Regions from separate parts of the Mus musculus genome. Here regions 2 and 3 are each linked to region 1. Evidence: chromatin loops called from intact Hi-C (ENCODE). Cell type or tissue: left cerebral cortex. All regions are shown on one strand.

What was found. Peaks named below come from ENCODE experiments on the same cell type or tissue, not always from the same donor. Only the 100,000 strongest peaks of a DNase experiment are listed, where the experiment ranks them.
Region 2: a loop joins it to region 1, with 3 times the contacts of the local background. A loop is called at or near these places in 2 of 42 quality-filtered maps.
Region 3: a loop joins it to region 1, with 4 times the contacts of the local background. A loop is called at or near these places in 4 of 42 quality-filtered maps.

Annotation. Positions count from the first base shown.
Region 1 is chr11:65,820,034-65,822,533 of GRCm38, forward strand. Zkscan6 (zinc finger with KRAB and SCAN domains 6) reads left to right here. Exons shown (of 7, transcript NM_001302374.1): 5 at 1,897-1,981. Among named protein-coding and RNA genes, the nearest start is that of Zkscan6, 14 kb to the left of the region's middle. In left cerebral cortex, CTCF peaks have their summits at 367 (motif pointing right) and 965; DNase peaks (open chromatin) are centred at 428 and 988.
Region 2 is chr11:66,983,629-66,986,128 of GRCm38, forward strand. No RefSeq gene overlaps it. Among named protein-coding and RNA genes, the nearest start is that of Gm12299, 17 kb to the right of the region's middle. In left cerebral cortex, a CTCF peak has its summit at 1,424 (motif pointing left); DNase peaks (open chromatin) are centred at 679, 1,141 and 1,422; H3K4me3 peaks cover 1,111 bases; H3K27ac peaks cover 666 bases.
Region 3 is chr11:66,526,099-66,528,598 of GRCm38, forward strand. Shisa6 (shisa family member 6) reads right to left here and starts at 28. Exons shown (of 5, transcript NM_001034874.3): 1 at 1-28. In left cerebral cortex, CTCF peaks have their summits at 1,029 and 1,365; DNase peaks (open chromatin) are centred at 653, 953 and 1,425; H3K4me3 peaks cover 987 bases.

The DNA.
Region 1 (2,500 bases):
CTGGACTGGCAATTATACACATACACAGTGCCTGTATTAGCTGATCGGTGACTATATACACATGATGTATTAGTTGACAACTGCCTACCAACCACTGAGGTAAATAAGTCATCCTTACATATCCCAATAACTGCCAACCCCAACCATTATCAGCTTTAGCAAAACTTTCATATTTATTTAATGGAGTTCTTTGAAAAATTAAGGGAAATTTAAATAATCCCCTACCTCCAGTTTTGTCTGTTAATTTGAAGTTTCGATAATTGTTTCAGAATGCAGAGGGGATGTGATTATCATAGTATGTCATTATCAGAAGCTCTGACTGGGTAGAGTGCCCCTACTCTATTTGAGTTGACGGTGGCATAGCTGATAAGCCCACAAGATGGTGCTCTTTCCGCTTGGGAACAGGCTTTTCCATCAGAGCACACAGTGGACTTTGGGACTTTGAAAGGGAAAGGTACAGCTGCTGGTACCCTGCATCTAGAGTAGGGTTGCACTCAGGCCTCAGCTTCTTGGCAGTGTTGGAGTGTAGCTTTCAGCCATGGGTGCCATGCTCAGTGACTCTGGACTGTCAGTTGGCTGACGGTGATGTTGGAGCTTCCAGTGCTTGGGCTCTCTTGCTTGCCGCTTCACAGAGCAACAACTGTTGCAGTGCCCTGGGGAATGTCCAGTGTCCAAAAGCTGCCATCATGTCAGGGGCTTGCATGGCATCCTTTTCCCTGACAGCTCTCAAATGAAGGGCTTGTGGGTTCGACCTGAGGACTCCTGTTTCCAGAAGTTTCATTCATGTAACACTAACAAAATAATAAGTTTAAATTTAATTTTGTATTTACAGTATAGTTAAGAATTTTGAACTTTTGAGCATTCTGATGTTTTTCATACCAAAAATTCTCTTCTCCTTTCCCTGACTTCTCTCTCGCACGCTCAGTCTGCTAATTGCAGACTTCCTCTCTCCTGGAGGCCTTGCTGACGCTAGGTGGCAGACTTGCTTTAGGACTCTGGTGAGAAGCTCACGGTGTCCTGTGGTAACAGAGGTGCTTGGATTTCTTCTTTCAAACTTCCCAACACGCTTAGTGCAAACGGCCAGCAGGTGGGGACCAAGACCCCAAAAGGTTAAGTCACTTGCCCACGATCACACAGTAGAAAGTGGTCAATCTGGGACTTGAGGTCTAGTGTGTACACTCCACAGAGTGCTGCCAGTTACTCTGGGTTGCTAATGTCAGCTTCTTTGTGGGGAGAATGAAATTTAATTTTGCAAAGTAGATGGAATTGAGGTGGGTGGCCTTTCCTGTGTTGGGTCTTCAGCCTACAGTTGAAGAGGAGAAAGGCTACTTTGTCTAACAGTGGAGCACTGAGTAAAGCCAGCTTCCCTGAGTAAGCCGTTGAGGGACTCCAGGTGGATGCAGTTGTGACTCCTGATGCCTTTGTCTTGGAATCAGGGCTTACAGCTGTCAACTCTTGGTACCTTTTCGCTCATTTACAATGACCTTTCTCACTAATTTCCCTTTCACTGTTTTCCCTTTCTTTTGGATTTCTAGGTTGCTAATAGTGGGGATAGCTGGCACCCAGTGTCAGAAGAGCTACGGCTCTTGAAAGAGACAAGAGCAAGGGTCAGGGTGTGTGGTATTCTTCACTCCTAATTTGTTTCATAGAACCAAACCAAACCAAAACCCAGAAGTGCGCCCCTAATGTTTTATCAACTGGGCAAGCAATGGGGATCTGAGACCTGTCATCCTCCCATTGTTCTCTTTGTCCTTGACAGGGACTCACTTGCTCCAGTGAGTTCTTAGGTCTCCTGTTGACCAGGGTCCACAGCGCATGCCTTCCTCTCGGCTTTCTGTGGTTTGGAAGCAGGTTTAAGCACCTTCATTGGAATGATACATCTGTGATTTCCCCCAGGAGCAGTGGAGACACCTGGATTCTACTCAGAAGGAACAGTACTGGGATCTCATGCTGGAGACCTATGGGAAAATGGTCTCAGGAGGTGAGGGCATGTTGTCCACCTGATGAGAGGAGATGAAAAGACTGGGAAACTGTTAGGTATTCTCTGTGCATTCCAGGAGGCACCTGTTGAAGGGGTGTGTAACAGAAGGCATTGGTGCTGCTATAGAAAGTTGATGAGTTAGAAACAGCAGGCATATAAGAATGTCCCAGTATTTAAAGTGTTCTGTTCTCCAGGAACTGCGTGATTGTGTTAACTATAGTAATACCTTTCATTTATGAAACACATTAAATGGGCGTGGTGATATTACTATTCCCCACCCTCCAGCCCCATTTTTCCCCTTTTGACACAGGGTCTCACTAGGTAGCCCTGGTTGACCTGGAAATTACTAGATAGATTAGGCTGCCCTTGACCTTACAGAGATCCACCTGTCTTTGCTTCTTGAATGCTGGGATTAAAGGGGTGTGCCACCATGCTCACCCATAGGATTCCCTTTTTAAAGATGTTGGAAGTGAGCATCATCAGATCAAGGACTTGCTCAATCTTCTACAGCTCCCAAGG
Region 2 (2,500 bases), 1.2 Mb after region 1:
CATGTCTGCCCTGCTCAAAAGATTGGCGACAAACCCCAGAGACAGTGTGTTTGACTTAGGACTGAGTCTAACAAGCATCACAATCTGCAAGGACAAGAGGACTCGGAGGCCTCTAGCAAACAAGGATTCCTTAGAGGTGAAAAGGGAGGTTCTACAAGGAAGGAAAGAGGTTGAAAGGCGTTGTGTTGAAGAAGAGGGGCAAGAAATGAGTAATTATCCGGGAATAGGGAGGGCACACAGCTGGGGAAAACAAAACACAGACCAGGGGACCTAGGCAGAGTGTCACAGTTGGGACCTTGTTCTAGAAACCAACACTGTACAGACCACCTTCACTCAGACCATATACCTGTCGTGCTTCACTGGATCATGTGACCACTCAAGCACTTCCACTCAAGTGGCCACGATGATGTCAGTCACTCCACTAGCTAACAGTGGAGTTTGTCCAGGGGTGTTTCTTGCATTTTTAAGACCTTATCAACAAAGCCCACCCTTCACTTTCGATCAGCCTAAATATTGGGCAGCTGGGGATCCAGGGTGTCGGGGGATGGTAAAATGTGTGGAGTCCCTGTCACCTTATTCCTGTTCTCTAGGACTGAGAGTAGCACTAACAAGACAGGAGTCACTGAAAAGCCCTGGCTTTTTCTGCCTGTGAGAACGAGGGCCAGCTCAACGCATTATTGACTCACTTGGACCATACTGCTCTGAAATGTTTGCATGTACTGGCACTGGTTGAGTCATACGGTATAAATGTTCACATGTCAGATGTGCTTTTCTTAAGCCCCATAGAAAGAAAGAAAACTCAGTGTAAGCCTTACAAGAAAATCTAAGCTGCAATGTCGTGGTTTGGTTTCCTTCGGTTAGAAGTCTCTGCTTCCTTAATTGACGGCCAGTTTTTACAATTACCCTCCCTGACATCTACATCTCCCTAAAGTGACTTGCAAAGAGTGGGCCCACCGAGGGGTGGAGAAAGGCAGGAAATGTGACACCACCTCCCCACCCCACCCCCACCCCAGAAAACCCAAAGGAGGTCGGCGGAGCCTGGGATGACAGAAAGAAGAGCTCCGGAGCTAATTAAGTCTGCAGAGGAGCCAAAGAGGCCTCCTTCCTGGTTCACTGCCAGACACAAAGCTTTTTGATGCTGCTCGTAAATCTGAGCGCGCCAGGCCAAAGAGGATTTTGATTACAATAACTAAAAATATTCAAAGAAAGAACGAAAAGAAGGGGCTCAGAAAAGATGGACTCTGCCAACCGACTGTGCACGGATAGAAGGGTGCACGGCCTCAAATCTTGATAGTTAGATGATTCTTTCCATAAATAATTGCATTTAACCATAAGCAGATCGAAAATCATCAGCCCCGCAGCGGCACCGCACCCCCCCCTTCCCCGCCACCTAGTGACTGTGCCGTGAAGCTTGCGCCATCTCGTGTCCAATCCTGGATTCACAAGCATTGGTTTAGCTTTAGCAAATTTTGAACCGTGCCCTTGGCTTTGTTTTCAACACAACGTTCCTGTAAGAATGTGCCCATTTTGGGGTCGCTACGAGAGACTGGCACATATAATTCTAACAATTTCTTTCTGGCATTCGTATAGCCTTTGGAGATTTACAAAGCCCTTTTGCACATAGATTTTACAACCATGGGCCAGCAGCAGGTGGGAAGTCATAATTACTTTCACTTTACCAAGGAATAGAATCAGGATTGAAAAGACCCAGAAACCTGCTCAAGGTCAAAGGTATCAGGACGACAGAACTAAGTACTAAACCCCCTAGAGTCCAAGGTTAGGGAGATTTTCTTTAATTCCCGGTAAAATGTCTTGATCCTCACAAATACTGTGAAGCACAGTCCTGGCCGAAGTTCATCGCCTGCAGGACCTCTGAAGCATACCGATGTCGGGTTCCGTGTCCAGAGTCACACTTAGCCACTGTAGGGAGATGCTTGCACACCAGCATTGTAGGAGGTCTCCTGGGAGGCTAAAGTGTACTTGAGGTTGAAATCCGTGTTATCAGTGAAATAAAATAGAAGCATAGAAAAGTTATGCTTACATTTCAGAGAACTTTATGCCCATTAAAACCTGGGGGGAGTCCCATAAACAACCATCAAAACCAGACACTATTGTGGATGCCAACAAGAGCTTGCTGACAGGAGCCTGATATAGCTGTCTCCTGAGAGGCTCTGACAGTGCCTGACAAACACAAAAATGGATGCTCACGGCCATCTGTTGAACAGAGCACAGGGTCCCCAATGAAGGAGCTAGAGAAAGTACCCAAGGAGCTGAAGGGGTTTACAGCCCCATAAGAGGAACAACAATATGAACTAAACAGTATTCCCAGAGCTCCCTGGGACTAAACCACCAACCAATATGGTGGGACTCATGGCTCCAGCTGCATATGTAGCAGAGGATGGCCTAGACAGTCATCAATGGGAGGAGAGGCCCTTGGTCCTGTGAAGGTTATATGCCCCAGTATAGGGGAATGCTAGGGCTGGGAAGCAGGAGTGGGTGG
Region 3 (2,500 bases), 710 kb after region 1:
CGAGGCGCGGGCGGCGGCGGGAGCGCACGGAGCGGCGGGGCGCGGGCTGCGCGGGGCTCTCAGGCTGCGCGCCGGCTCCGCGCTCCCCCTGCGGGCTCCGCGCGCCTAGCGGGCAGCCCCATCCCCCGCCCGCGGCAGCGGCGGCTCCGCGCGACTCGGCTCAGGCCGGCCCCGAAGCGCGGCTCCCGGAGGCGGCGGCAGCGGCGGCGTGGTCCCGTCCGGGCAGGTCCTGCGGGACGAGACGGGGCAGCGGTCACGGGGTGCGGAGAGCGGCGAGCAGCCGGGCGGAGAAGGAGCGCTCAGCCCTCGAGGAGTGCGTCCCGACTGGGACAGTGGCCCGAGGACGCGTGGAGAACCCCTGGGGAAGCCACCGGGCCGCCGAGCCCGGGGACGGTGCTGCCGACTGAGGCTGGGGTCCGGCGGGCAGCCGGGGTGCGCGGCGGCTGCACCTCAGTCACTCACCATGCCGGGCTGCGACTGCAGCGGCGGCGGCGGCTAGGCGGGAGCGCAGCGACCGGAGCGAGTGAGCGGAGCCGGGAACCGCCTGCACTAGTGCCGGAGCGTGTGCGATAGGAGAGAGGGAGACACACGCACTCACACAGCCGCACACGCGGGAGCGCCGCGCGGGGAGGGCGGGGAGGGAGGCCAGCCGCTCGCCGCCGCCCACGTTTCCACGCCTGGGCGCCCGGTTGGGGGACGGCAGGACTTCTCTTTGCCTCTTCCTCTCCCTCCTCCCCACCCCCCGCCTCGAAGCTTCGCGTCACCAACGCCGGGACACCAGTTAAGCGACTAAGATGGCAAAGAGGGAGCTCACCCCCACTACCTTCACCCCGGAGCAAGGCCAGAGTGAGCCCTCTGGAGCCGGCCAGCGGCAGGGTTAAACCTACTCTGACATTGCCCTTCTAGCCCTCTGGTCAAGTATTTCTAACCCTCCCTCACTCCCCCGCTTTACTTCAGCCTGGTCTTTGCGCTACCAGAAAGCAAGTTGGGGTTTCTGCAAGCCTCTGCCTCTCCCTAGTGGTGATGTTCACAGCCAAGATAAGAGGTCAAGCCCATTGCTACAGGTTCCTACACTGAGGCCAGGGGTCAAGTGGCTGTTGGGCCACCTAGTGTGATGAACTTAGGCTCCTTTCTCCTCCATCGCTCGTGCAGGAGTGAGATAGCTCCAGCTCTGGGTGACACCTCGAATTCCCTCTTTCTCCAACTTTTTTTCTAGCATTGAGACGAGAGTTAAAAAATAAATAAAAAGAAATAAATAAATAAAACTACCTGGGTTTTAAAGATTTCTTTGGAAAGCCCTACATTCCTGTCGTTGCTGCTGGAGGAGACAGATTAGAGAGTCCCTTGTGACCAGAGTGAGACCAGGCTGGCTGAAAGGAGACCCACGAGTCTGGCTTTCTAAGCTATGTGGCCACCCCAAGGGGGAGTCAGAGTCTTAGTTTGCTGTGTGTTGTGTGGAGAAGGTGGGAGACCCGAGAAGAGGAGCAACAGCCAGCCCCAGACCGTAGTCCTGAGAACTTTGGTGGGAGACAGAGGCAGGCTGTTAGAATGATAGTAACAGAGAATTTCCCTGAAGTGGTCTACTCAGTCCTGCTCACGATGTGCCTCAAACAAACTCTCAGCATTCAGGGAGTCTGGTGTTAAATGGATGGACTGAATTGGAGCTGAAACCCAGAACCCACGGCACAGAGGGACATTTTTACCTGAGATGGGAAGAGGGGGACTTCTCTGGCCGACCGTTCTAGAAACTCTCCGTGTGCTGCTCATTCTCTATCCCCTCCTCCTTCCTCTTCTTCCTCGGCACTTCCTCCGATTTCCTCGGCTTCGTCTCTTAATGGCTCTGTTAACAATCGTTTTTAGTGCCAATCCTGCCAAGCACACTGGTAAGTGCTAAGATAAGGAATGACAGTCCCTTCTCTCAGGAGTTCCTTTACAGAGGAGACAGTCAAATGACTTCTGCGTGGCATGTTTGTGTCATGACCGAGATGGGCACAGCCTATTCTGCGAGCAGGATACAGGCTTCTAGCATCACCCACGAGGGGAGCAGTGAGGGTCAAATACAGTTCTTGGGGTGCTAATGAAATGCCTGGTGAAGAATGGTTAGGAGTTAGAAAAACAAGACAGAATAAAGATGCTTCCAGCAGAGGCAGGGAAACTGGGAGAAAGAGGGTGGGTGAGCTAAGCATACACAATGGTGAAAGCCATAGGGGGGTTTCTAAACAAGGGCAGCCAGGAGGCACTGTATTCCTGCCAAAGAATTTGTGTTTAACAATGGCTGGGAAAATATTGGTAGGTTTGAATAGAAGATGCCATCAGATTTATAGGTTTGTTTCATCTTCAAGTCTATTGGAAGAGTGAACACTGACTGACCTGGACACAGAGAAAGCAGTCTGGAAGCTGTTGTACCCAGGCACAACATAAGGAAGCCTATGGGGCAGACATGTGAGAGGTGATACCTACTATGGAGATAATATTCTTACATCATCCAGAGCAGGCTCAA